Linked DNA regions of Homo sapiens: regions 1 and 3 are each linked to region 2. A link is a contact called in ENCODE Hi-C or POLR2A ChIA-PET data. All regions are on one chromosome and are shown on one strand. The core of a region is the stretch at or near the end of the contact, and the rest is flanking DNA. Distances in the headings are between cores, read along the strand shown.

Region 1 (3,339 bases), core at 419-2,918, 410 kb after region 2:
AAAATAATTGCTTGAAACTGGGAGGTGGGGGTTACAGGGGGTTGCAGTGAGCCCAGATTGAGCTGCTGTACTCCACCAGCCTGGGCAACAGAGTGAGACTCTGTCTCAAAAAAAAAAAAAAAAAAAAAAAAAAAAAAAAAAGAAGAAGAAGAAGAAGAAGGTTTTCTGCGTTCTGAGGGACTTAGTTGCTCCCAGACATCTCTGCCTCTTGCAACAACCTGCCAAGAACGTGGAGAGCCAGAAAGGAGAGGGTGAACATCTCTGGACTGAAACAGGGAAACTGTCAAAGGCTCTAGAGTAGGCAGGTGGGACGTCCAAGCCAGAAAGGACAGGTTTGCTCTGGGTTCCTTGCAAGTGACCTCCATGGGGTTCGGGGCTGAGACGGAGCCTACAACGTTGTCTAAGGCCACATTTCAGACAACTGCCAGAGAATGGTTGTTTTACCAAATAGCTGGCCAGCACACGGGGTCTATGTCTCTGTGTCTTTTGGCTAGGTTATTCACACCCCACCCTCGTCAGCTGTCAGGGTTACCCTGGGGAATGTCAATTCCAGGCACTTCTGGTTCCAGTGGGCATTCAGGCAAAGGGTGCTCCAGCAGCCCAGGGTAGCCCTGATACCCTGCACAGGTGCCTGCCATTAAATGGGGCTGGAACCGAGGGGTATAGATGGAACAGTTCAGAATTGCTTTCATTCCTGCCCTGCCCTTCCAGACTGCTCTTTTAAAAGGTGTAAATCAGGCCAGGCATGGTGATACATGCCTGTAGTCCCAGCTACTCAGGAGGCTAAGGCTGGAGGATCATTTCAGCCCAGGAGGTCAAGGCTGCAGAGAGCTATGATCATGCCACTGTACTCCAGCCTGGGCTACAGAGTGAGATGCCGTCTTAAAAATAATAATGATAATGATGATAAATTTTTTGTTTGTTTTTGAGACAGAGTCTTACTCTGTCACTCAGGCTGGAGTGCAGTGACGCCATCCCGGCTCGCTGCAACCTCCACTTTCCGGGTTCAAGTGATCTTCTCGCCTCAGCCTCCCGAGTAGCTGGAACTATGTGTGTGTACCACCATGCCTGGCTAATTTTTGTATTTTTAGTACAAACGGAATTTTGCCGTCTTGCCCAGGCTGGTCTCAAACTCCTGACCTCAAGCGATCCGTCTGCCTTGGCCTCCCAAAGTGCTGGGATTACAAGCATGAGCCACCGCACCATGACAAAAGCCCCTCTCTACTAAAAAATACAAAAATTAGCTGGGCATGGTGGCGCGTGCCCATAGTCCCGGCTACTCAGGAGGCTGAGGTGGGAGGATTGCGTGAATCTTGGAGGTGGAGGTTGCAGTAAGCCGAGATGGCACCACTACACTCCAGCCTGGGCGACAGAGTAAGACCCTGTCTCAAAACGAAAACCAACAAATAAAAATGTGTGGTGAATGAATGAATGAATGAATGAGTGAACAGACAAGATGTAAAAAGCCGATCAGAGCCTCTGCCAAGGAGATGTCAGAGGGTTTTTCACAGCAGCCTTTGAACAATGGCCCTGGGAGGAAGCCAGGCTTATTTCCCCATTTGACACAGGAAGAAACTGTCTTGGTTCAAATCTGATCCTTTTTTCTCCTAAGACCACAGCTGCCTCCGAAACAAAGGCCGACAATTGCTGCCAGCAAGTGCTTTGCTGTTTTTACTTCCTCTAAACATTCTTCAGTGGATTTTCCTTTCAAACTGGTTGTAAGGAGGCACATGGCTGGGTGTTGGTGGGGGGTGGCACCCCTGCCCGGACCCCACACGCTTCCCTACCACGTGGCCGGTTTGGAGTAGACCCATCTTTGTGCTGAAACACAGCCCAACATTGCCATATACGGGGGGCTTGTCTACATTTTACAAGATTTTTACAAAAATGATGCTACACTTTGCAAATGGATTTATTTTTTTTGAGACAAGGTCATACTCTGTCACCCAGGCTGGAGTGCAGTGGTACAATCACAGCTCACTGCAGCCTTGACCTCCCGGGCTCAAGTGATCCTTCCTCCTCAGCCTCCCAAGTAGGTGGGACTACAGGCATGTGCCACCATGCCCGGCTAGGGTTTCTTTTTTTTTTAATAGAGATGGGGTCTTGTTACGTTGCCCAGGCTGGCCTTGAATTCCTGGCCTCAAGCAGTGCTCTTTCCTCTCCCTCCTAAAGTGCTGGGATTGCAGGTGTGAGCCACCACGCCCAGCTTGGAACATCTTTATTTTAAGATGAGCATGCTGGGGCCTCAGGGAGTGAAGTGAATTTTCCAAAGTCACTCGTTGTGACCAGGACACTGGAGTCAAGGCCCTTTCATCATGTCATGGGGTCTAGGTAAGGACTCAGGAAACTTCATTTATTTATTTATAGATAGAGTTTTGCTTTTGTAGCCCAGGCTGGAGTACAGTGGTGCGATCTCGGCTCACTGCAACCCCCGCCTCCTGGATTCACGCGATTCTCCTGCTTCGGCCTCCGGAATAGCTGGGATTACAGGCATGCACCACCACACCCAGCTAATTTTTGCATTTTTAGTAGAGACGAGGTTTCACCATGTTGGCCAGGCTGGTCTCGAACTCCTGACCTCAGGTGATCTGCCTGCCTCGGCCTCCCAAAGTGCTGGGATTACAGGCGTGAGCCACCACGCCTGGCCTTTGTTTTAAGGAGGAGGAGTCAGCCAATGGGATGCCTCAAGGACTGGGTCCACTGACACAGAACAATGGAAACAGATCAGCGATGTCTGAGTTCACAGCATGCGGGTGCTGCTCCTAAGAACCCTTCTGTAGATGCTACTGTTCTCCCCATTTGCAAATGAGGAAGCTGACACTCAGAGATGTGGATCACCCGCCCCAGGTTACACAGCACAGAGAGGACATGTTAGGACTGAGGATTCAAATTCTTAAGGTTTGCTTTCCTCCTGGCAAAAGCAAGTCATGAAGGCGTGGAAGCTGAAATCTCGAGGCTAACGCTCCCCTTTTCACACCTGGCCACAAGCTGCAAGAACTGGGAGTTGGTGCTCCCATGAGTCCAACCTGAGGATTCGCTGGAGAAAAATTCAGCCAAGAAAAGCTCAGCTCGTGAGGTCCCCCTCCTGGGCTGTGAAGGAAGCGGATAGTGCCAGTCATTACAGAGCCGCAATTCCTGAGTGTTAAAGTTCTCAGGGCCATGAGTATGGACTTCGTGGGAAATAGAAGCACCGTGTAGACCTATGCATGTGTGTATGTCTGTGTGCATACGTGTGCATGTCTCTGTGTATGTATGTGCATGTGTGCACGCATTCGCACATGGCGTTGCACAGGGTGTGTCCATGTGTACGCAAGTGTGTGTATATAGGGAGCTTCTAAA
Region 2 (3,492 bases), core at 720-3,219:
GCTGGGTGTGGTGGTGTACACCTGTAATCCCAGCTACTTGGGAGGCTGAGGCAGAATTGCTTGAATCCAGGAGGCAGAGGTTGCAGTGAGCCAAGATCGCACCACTGCACTCTAGCCTGGGCAAAAAGACCAAAACTGTTGTCTCAAAAAAGAAAAGGAAATTAGGTTCTTAAAGGCATCTTCCCAGACGTGAGAGTGTCTGCTTTTGCCTGGTATAGTAGTGCCTGCAAATGTTCAAGGAAATAAACAGGTACCCCTGTTAAGCCTATAGGTAACTTCTCATTGCTCCCCATCTTCTCTGTACTCAGCACTTTTTTTTTTTGTTTTGTTTTTGAGACAGCACCTCTCTGTTGCCCAGGCTGGAGTGCAGTGGCTGAATCATGGGTCACTGCAATCTCAAACCTATGGGTTCAGGCAATCCTCCTGCCTCCGAAGTAGCTGGGACTGCAGGTGCGCACCACCACACCTGGATAGTTCAAAATAAAACTTTTTTTTGTAGAGACAGGGTCTCACTATGTCTTCCAGGCTGGTCGTGAATTCCTGACCTCAAGTAATCCTCCCTCTTTGACCTTCCAAAGTGCTGGGATTACAAGTGTGAACCACTGCACCCGCCGTGGCACTTTTTTTTTTTTTTTTTTTTTTTGAGATGGAGTCTCACTCTGTCACCCAGGCTGGGTGCAGTGGCGTGAACTCAGCTCACTGCAACCTCCACCTCCCGGATTCAAGCGATTCTCCTGCCTCAGCCTCCTGAGTAGCTGGGATTACAGGCACCCGCCACCACACCTGAAAAATTTTTGTAATTTTTTTTTTCTTTTTTGAGACGGAGTTTTGCTCTTGTTGCCCAGGCTGTAGTGCAATGGCACTCTCTCGGCTAATTGCAACCTCTGCCTCCCGGGTTCAAGCGATTCTCCTGCCTCAGCCTCCTGAGTAGCTGGGATTACAGGCATGCGCCACCACGCCCAGCTAATTTTGTATTTTTAGTAGAGATGCGGTTTCTCCATGTTGGTCAGGCTCGTCTCGAACTCCCGACCTCAGGTGATCCGCACATCTCGGCCTCCCAAAGTGCAGGCGTGAGTCACCGGACCCAGGTCCCGCCCTGGCACTTTTTAACCACCCACAAATCTGGATCCTACACTGAAAAGAGACACTGCAGTGGCTCACGTCTGTAATCCCAGCACTTTGGGAGGCCAAGGCGGGCGGATCACCTGAGGTCGCGAGTTTGAGACCAGCCTGACCAACATGGAGAAACCCCGTCTCTACTAAAAATACAAAAGTGGCCAGGCATGGTGTCGCACACTTGTAATCGCAGCTACTCGGGAGGCTGAGGCAGGAGAATTGCTTGAACCCAGGAGGCGGAGGTTGCGGTGAGCCGAGATCGCGCCATTGCACTACAGCCTGGGCAACGAGAGCGAAACTCCGTCTCAAAAAAAAAAAAAAAAAAAATCCTGAGTCCCGCTTGACACCTTTTGTCAGGCACCACCACCTTTCTGGGCGAATGCGGTAGTACCGTCTGCTCTCCCTGCTGCTGTCCTGAAATCCATTCAGGCACAGCGGCCGAGAGCTTTATAATAACCGATTCCAGGTGTTAGGTGCTTTCCCAGCCCCGACTCCTGCGTCCTGGACCCGCAGTCCTCTGCTTAATACCTTTGCTTTATTAGAAAACATTCTCCTCTACTCCGTTCAGCTATTCGCTGAGGGCCCGCCAACCGCCAGCGGTTGTCAGTGGCCTAGAGGCAGCGGACGCAAACACGGGGAGAGGTGCAATCGTCTCAAGTGACTCGGCGGGCGGGGCCCACAACCGGAAGCGGGTGGGCGACCTTCACCCACGTGCGCTGCGGCTTCGTTCGCCAGCATCCAAGATGGCGGCAGGGCGGGGCCCAAGGCGCGGCGCGAATTGTGACGCAGGCGTCCGGCGTGCTCCGTGCGCAAGCGCTTTCGGCGGCGATTAGGTGGTTTCCGGTTCCGCTATCTTCTTTTTCTTCAGCGAGGCGGCCGAGCTGGTTGGTGGCGGCGGTCGTGCGGGTTCGCGCCGGGCCGAGAGCGGGTTGGGGGCTGCGGGAGGCTGCAGGGGCCTGGGCGGCAGAAGAGGCGGCCCTGAGCTGGCTCATGCGGGCCAGTCTCGGCAGGGTGGCTGGGCAGGGCTCGCGAGGCCACGGCTCGGAGCCCAGACCGGGGCCCAGGAGGCGAGCGCCGTTTTGGAGAGGAGCCTGCCTGCTCTGCCTGCCAGCGTGACCCCACGAGGCCTCGGGCGGGAAGAGGTCCTCGGGGCAGATCCGAGTTAATGAGAGAGGGGTATTGAGCGTGTAGCGTTAACTCTGCCAGTCACTGCGTCAGTCGCTTTGGAAATACTAAATTTCTCGAGCTGAGTCTTCATACCTGGCTCCATTACTACGTCTGTAAGGAGGAGCTGGTGGTAGTGTCTGCTTTTTAGACTTTTCTTTAGACTATTTGTATTTTTTTCAGATGGAGTCTTGCTCTGTCGCCTAAGCTGGAGTTCAGTGGTGCGGTCTCGGCTCACTGCAATCTCCACCTCCCGGGCTCGAGCGATTCTTCTGCCTCAGCCTCCCGAGTAGCTGGGATTATAGGCGCCTGCCACCACGCCCAGTTGATTTTTGTAGTTTTAGTAGAGACGGAGTTTCACCATGTTAGCCAGGCTCATCTTGAACTCTTGACCTCAAATGATCCGTCTGCCTCGGCCTTCCAAAGTGCTGGGATTACAGGCATGAGCCCCTGCGCCCGGTCGATTCTTTGTCTTTTTAAGTCAACTTTTATATGTGAACAATGCTTGGCAGGTGGTTGGTAGATACTAAGTGATGTTCGTGGTTTGGGGTCAAGGCAAGAAGTGGGGTCTGGAGAGTTTTGGTGTAATTGAGAAGGAAGCTAAGAGTGTTGGGTGCTCCAGCTTGGAGTTAGAGAGGAGAGAGGCTGCGACAGGAAGGCATGTGTGTTGTAGGGGATGGCTTCCCATCCAGGCTGGCAGCAGGAGCAGCCTGTGCAGATCAGGACCTGGCTGCCGTGGAAGAGGGTGGGACCGCCTTCAGGGAAGATGGATCTAGCAAGATGATGCCAAAGGGTACTTATTCCATCAGGAGATACTGACGAGTCCTTCCGCCGCTAAACCTAAGGAGAATAACCACAGTCTGTGTTCCTGAAGAGCACCCGTGCGGTCAGGAGGGTGGAGGACATGTGGTCTTTAGTTCCAGGACATGTTTAGACTACAGGCCAGGGTGTGTGAGAAGCCTAGCAGGGCCAGGCTTGGAGGAGTGAAAGGAAGACAGGTACTGGGGCAGGACCAGTTGGACTTGGTGCAGGCAAAGGGATAGCAACTGTGGTGTAGGCACCTGAGCTTGTGCTACTCAGGCATGCATTGCTCACCAGTCTATCCTGCCTCCCTTCCTCCTGCAGACGCAAACATGCAGATCTTTGTGAAGACCCTCACTGGCAAAACCATCACCCTTGAGGTCGAGCCCAGTGACACCATTGAGAATGTCA
Region 3 (3,496 bases), core at 985-3,484, 270 kb before region 2:
TAGCCAACATGGCGAAATCCTGTCTCTACTAAAAAATGCAAAAATTAGCTGGGCGTGGTGGCGGACGCCTGTAATCCCAGCTATTCGGGAGGCTGAGGCAGGAGAATTGCTTGAACCTGAGAGACAGAGGTTTCAGTAAGTGGAGATCGCGCCACTGCCCTCCGGCCAGGGCGACAGAGTGAGACTTTGTCTCAAAAAAAAAAAAAAAAAAAAGAAGTGGCTGATGCCAAGCGTCAGGAACAGATCCCTGCAAGTGCCCACCCCAGCTCCTGTAGGGGCTTCTTTTTTATTTTATTTTATTTTATTTTTTCTTTTGAGACGGAGTCTTGCTCTGTCGCCCAGGCTGGAGTGCAGTGGCGTGATCTCCGATCACTGCAAGCTCCGCCTCCCTGGTTCGCGGCATTCTCCTGCCTCAGCCTCCCAAGTAGCTGGGACCACAGGCGCCCACCCGCCTTGCCTTCCCAAAGTGCTGGGATTACAGGCATGAGCCACCGCGCCCGGCCCTGTAGGGGCTTCTGGCCTGAGCCCTGACCCCCTCTGCCCCTTCCCCACAGAAGTTCAGAGGCTCCGTGCTTGCAGTTCCTCCACCTGTTCCGGCTCTCTCTGTGTGGCCAGCAGCTTCTTGTCCACTCGAGACTTGGTTTGACTGGACCTCCTCTTAAATTTTTAAAAAATTTTTAATTTATTATTAGTAGTATCATTTTTTTGAGACAGACTCTCGTTCTGTCGCCCAGGCTGGAGTGCAGTGGCGCTATCTTGGCTCACTGCAACCTCTGCCTCCTGGGTTTAAGCAATTCTCCTGCCTCAGCCTCCTGAGTAGCTGGGATTACAGGCACCACGTGCCACCACACCTGGCTAATTTTTGTATTCTTAGTAGAAATAAGGTTTCACCTCGTTGGCCAGGCTGGTCTCAAACTCCTGGCCTCAGGTGATCCGCCTGCCTCGACCTCCCAAAGTGTTGGAATTACAGTTGCCGCTGTGAGCCACAGCACCCAGCCGGCCTCCTCTTGCTCTGTGGAAAGGAGGTGCCACCTCGGGGTCCTGCACTTCCTGGGCAAGGCCAGCTGGTCAGCCTAGGCCCTGGCAGCCTCCTCCTCCCTGCCCTGAGGCCCCAGCACTGCCCCCTTCCTGCTTCCACCCCTGCTTCTGACTGTTCCAGAACCCTCTGTGGCTGCTTCTCATGTCACTCAGGGCCCACATCCTCCCCATTTCCTGCCCTTCTGTTTGCTCCTGTGTCCCCTGGGCACAGGGCCTTTGCACGGGACTGTCCTCCTGACCCCTGCTGGTCCAGAATGTTCTTTCCCAAGGTGGCTGGCTCCCTCGTCTCTCAGGCCCTTCCTGAATCTTCAGTGTCCTTCTCTCACCTTCCCTGACCACCTCTTCATTCACCTCCTCACGAGCCCGCCCTGTTTCTGGTTTCTTTTTCTTTTTTTTGAGAGTCTCGATCTGTCGCCCAGGCTGGAGTGCAGTGGCGCGATCTCAGCTCACTGCAACCTCCGCCTCCCAGGTTCAAGCGATTCTCCTGCCTCAGCCTTCTGAGTAGCTGGGATTACAGGTTTGTGCCATCACGTCCGGCTAATTTTTGTATTTTTAATAGAGATGGGGTTTCACCATGATGGCCAGGTTTTGAACTCCTTATCTCAGGTGATCCGCCCACTTCGGCCTCCCAAAGTGCTGGGGTTACAGGCATGAGCCACTGCGCCTGGCCTGGTTTCTTCTTTTTACAGCATTTATGCATTTGATATGCATATGCTTGTGGCTGGCTCACTCCTGTGGAAGGGAAGGATTGCCGGGGCTGTGTCACCAGCACCTGGGACAAGGCAAGTGGCCCTAGTGCCAGGCTCGTGCCAGGCCCTGGGCTCCAAAAGAAGAAGGTGGGGAGGGAGGTGACAGGGACACAGGCCATCTGGGGGTGGCTGTCAGAGTAGTGCTGGGAACAGCAGGTGAAGCCCAGAGGAGGAGAGGAGGAGGAGAGAGAGGAGGGGGATGGGGGATGGGAGTGGGGGATGAGTGGAGGAGGATGGAGGAGGAGGGGAATGGGGAGGAAGATGGGGAGTGAGAGGAGGGGGATGGGGGAGGAGAAGGAGAAGGAGGAGGAGGAGGAGGAGAGAGGGATGGCTTCCCACAGCTGCCTCTCGGGGGCCACTGCCCAAGGCCAGCCTCTGCACTTTTGTCCCTGAAGCGGGTGTTTGGCTCCAGGATGAGGTGGCGTCAGCAGCCGACCCGGGCCTGTCGCACTCTGGCGGGGGACTGTGGGCTGGCCCTGCAGAGCTCAGCCCCCGGCTGAGTCACAGCACAGCGCCAGGCGTGGGCCTCCCTAACAGAAAGCAAACTCCAGGCGAGAAGGTCTGGGGGCGGGTGGGGACCATCTACGATAAAGGCAGCCCCAGTTGGGTGAGGAGGGCACAGACCATCGGAGGGACAGAAAGACCTGGAAGCCTTGGATTTAGGAACTAGACTGGTGCTTTTGGTTTCTTTTCTTGTTGAGGGGGCTGAGGATGAGGCTTTGTGAAACCAACCAGGAAGAATGAAACACAGAGCTGGTCCGACACCCAGCTCGAGGGAGGGGGGCCGGAAGCTTCTGGAAGTTGGCTGCCCCTAAGCAGGGGCCACTCTAGCCCACAAGGCCAAGTTGGCAGAGGCAGACGAGGGGACTCTGCGGCTCAAGTCACGGGCCAGGAGCCCGCAGCTGCCGGGCTGGAAAGGTCAGAGCCGGCTCTGCGTCTGGCTGCGCCGGCAAGAAGCCACAATTACGCAGGCAAAAGAGCCCGGGGATTAGCCCCAGCACCTGGGACCCTGAATGGTGAGAAGGCACCTAGGGGGTGTTGGAACACATTCTGAGTTCAGAGCCTGGTCAGGGAGAAAAAACCAAACGGAGATCAGGAAGGGGAAGGGGCCTTCGAGGGCTTTCCCATCCCAACTTCCCAGGATGCCTGACCCCAGAGCTCCTGGATTTGATCCACGCCTCGTGACACACACAACCCCTGGGAGGAAGGAGCCCAGGCCCCTTGGAGAGCCCCAGAGGCCTCTAAGGGCCGGTGAGTCTAGGACATGGGGCAGGAGCTGCAAATGGGGCCTCCCTGCTCCCCACCCTTCCTTCCCTCCTCCTCTAAACATTGCCCCACCCACCTCGCCCTGTGAGCCCAGCCCCCTGCACGGCCCACACTGTAGGGGCATGGGGTGTGCCAAGAGATGCTCCTGTCGACCAGGCGCAGTGGCTCATGCCTGTAATCCCAGCACTTTGGGAGGCCAAGGCGGGAGGATCACTTGAGATCAGGAGTTCAAGACCAGCCTCGCCAACATGGTGGAACTGTGTCTGTACTAAAAATACAAAAATTAGCCGTCTGTGTTGGTGCACACCTGTAATCCCAGCTACTCAGGAGGCTAAGGCAAGAGAATCGCTTGAACACACGAGGCAGAGGTTGCAGTGAGCCAAGATTGTGCCACTGCACTCCAGCCTGGGCAACAGAGCGAGACTCCGTCTCAAAAAAAAAAA

What was found. Hi-C counts contacts between places; a loop is a spot of excess contacts on that map. ChIA-PET counts read pairs that join two places held with the same protein, here RNA polymerase II (POLR2A). Pooled maps may share reads with other maps.
Region 1: a loop to region 2 is called in a pooled map, with 2.9 times the contacts of the local background. The contact joins the enhancer-like site here to the promoter of UBA52 in region 2. A Hi-C loop is called at or near these places in 3 of 50 pooled maps. POLR2A ChIA-PET finds 5 or more read pairs at or near these places in 5 of 52 experiments (GM10248, H1, MCF 10A and 2 more).
Region 3: a pooled map shows a loop between it and region 2 (5-fold over the local background). The contact joins the enhancer-like site here to the promoter of UBA52 in region 2. A Hi-C loop is called at or near these places in 3 of 50 pooled maps. POLR2A ChIA-PET finds 5 or more read pairs at or near these places in 3 of 52 experiments (Caco-2, HCT116 and activated CD4-positive, alpha-beta T cell).

What each region holds. Positions count from the first base shown.
Region 1 is chr19:18,983,848-18,987,186 of GRCh38, forward strand. No RefSeq gene overlaps it. Among named protein-coding and RNA genes, the nearest start is that of HOMER3, 44 kb to the left of the region's middle. Within about 2 kb of position 1,669, at least 6 of the 41 ENCODE cell types and tissues checked have a DNase peak (open chromatin) inside an H3K27ac peak, as active enhancers do.
Region 2 is chr19:18,569,888-18,573,379 of GRCh38, forward strand. UBA52 (ubiquitin A-52 residue ribosomal protein fusion product 1) reads left to right here and starts at 1,970. Exons shown (of 5, transcript NM_001033930.3): 1 at 1,970-2,022; 2 at 3,406-3,492. The coding sequence starts at 3,414. RefSeq lists enhancers at 1,304-1,980, 1,351-1,470, 1,681-2,020, 2,659-3,335.
Region 3 is chr19:18,302,422-18,305,917 of GRCh38, forward strand. No RefSeq gene overlaps it. Among named protein-coding and RNA genes, the nearest start is that of LSM4, 19 kb to the right of the region's middle. RefSeq lists enhancers at 2,278-2,657, 2,548-3,053. Within about 2 kb of position 2,235, at least 37 of the 41 ENCODE cell types and tissues checked have a DNase peak (open chromatin) inside an H3K27ac peak, as active enhancers do; they include HCT116, where a contact is called at or near this core.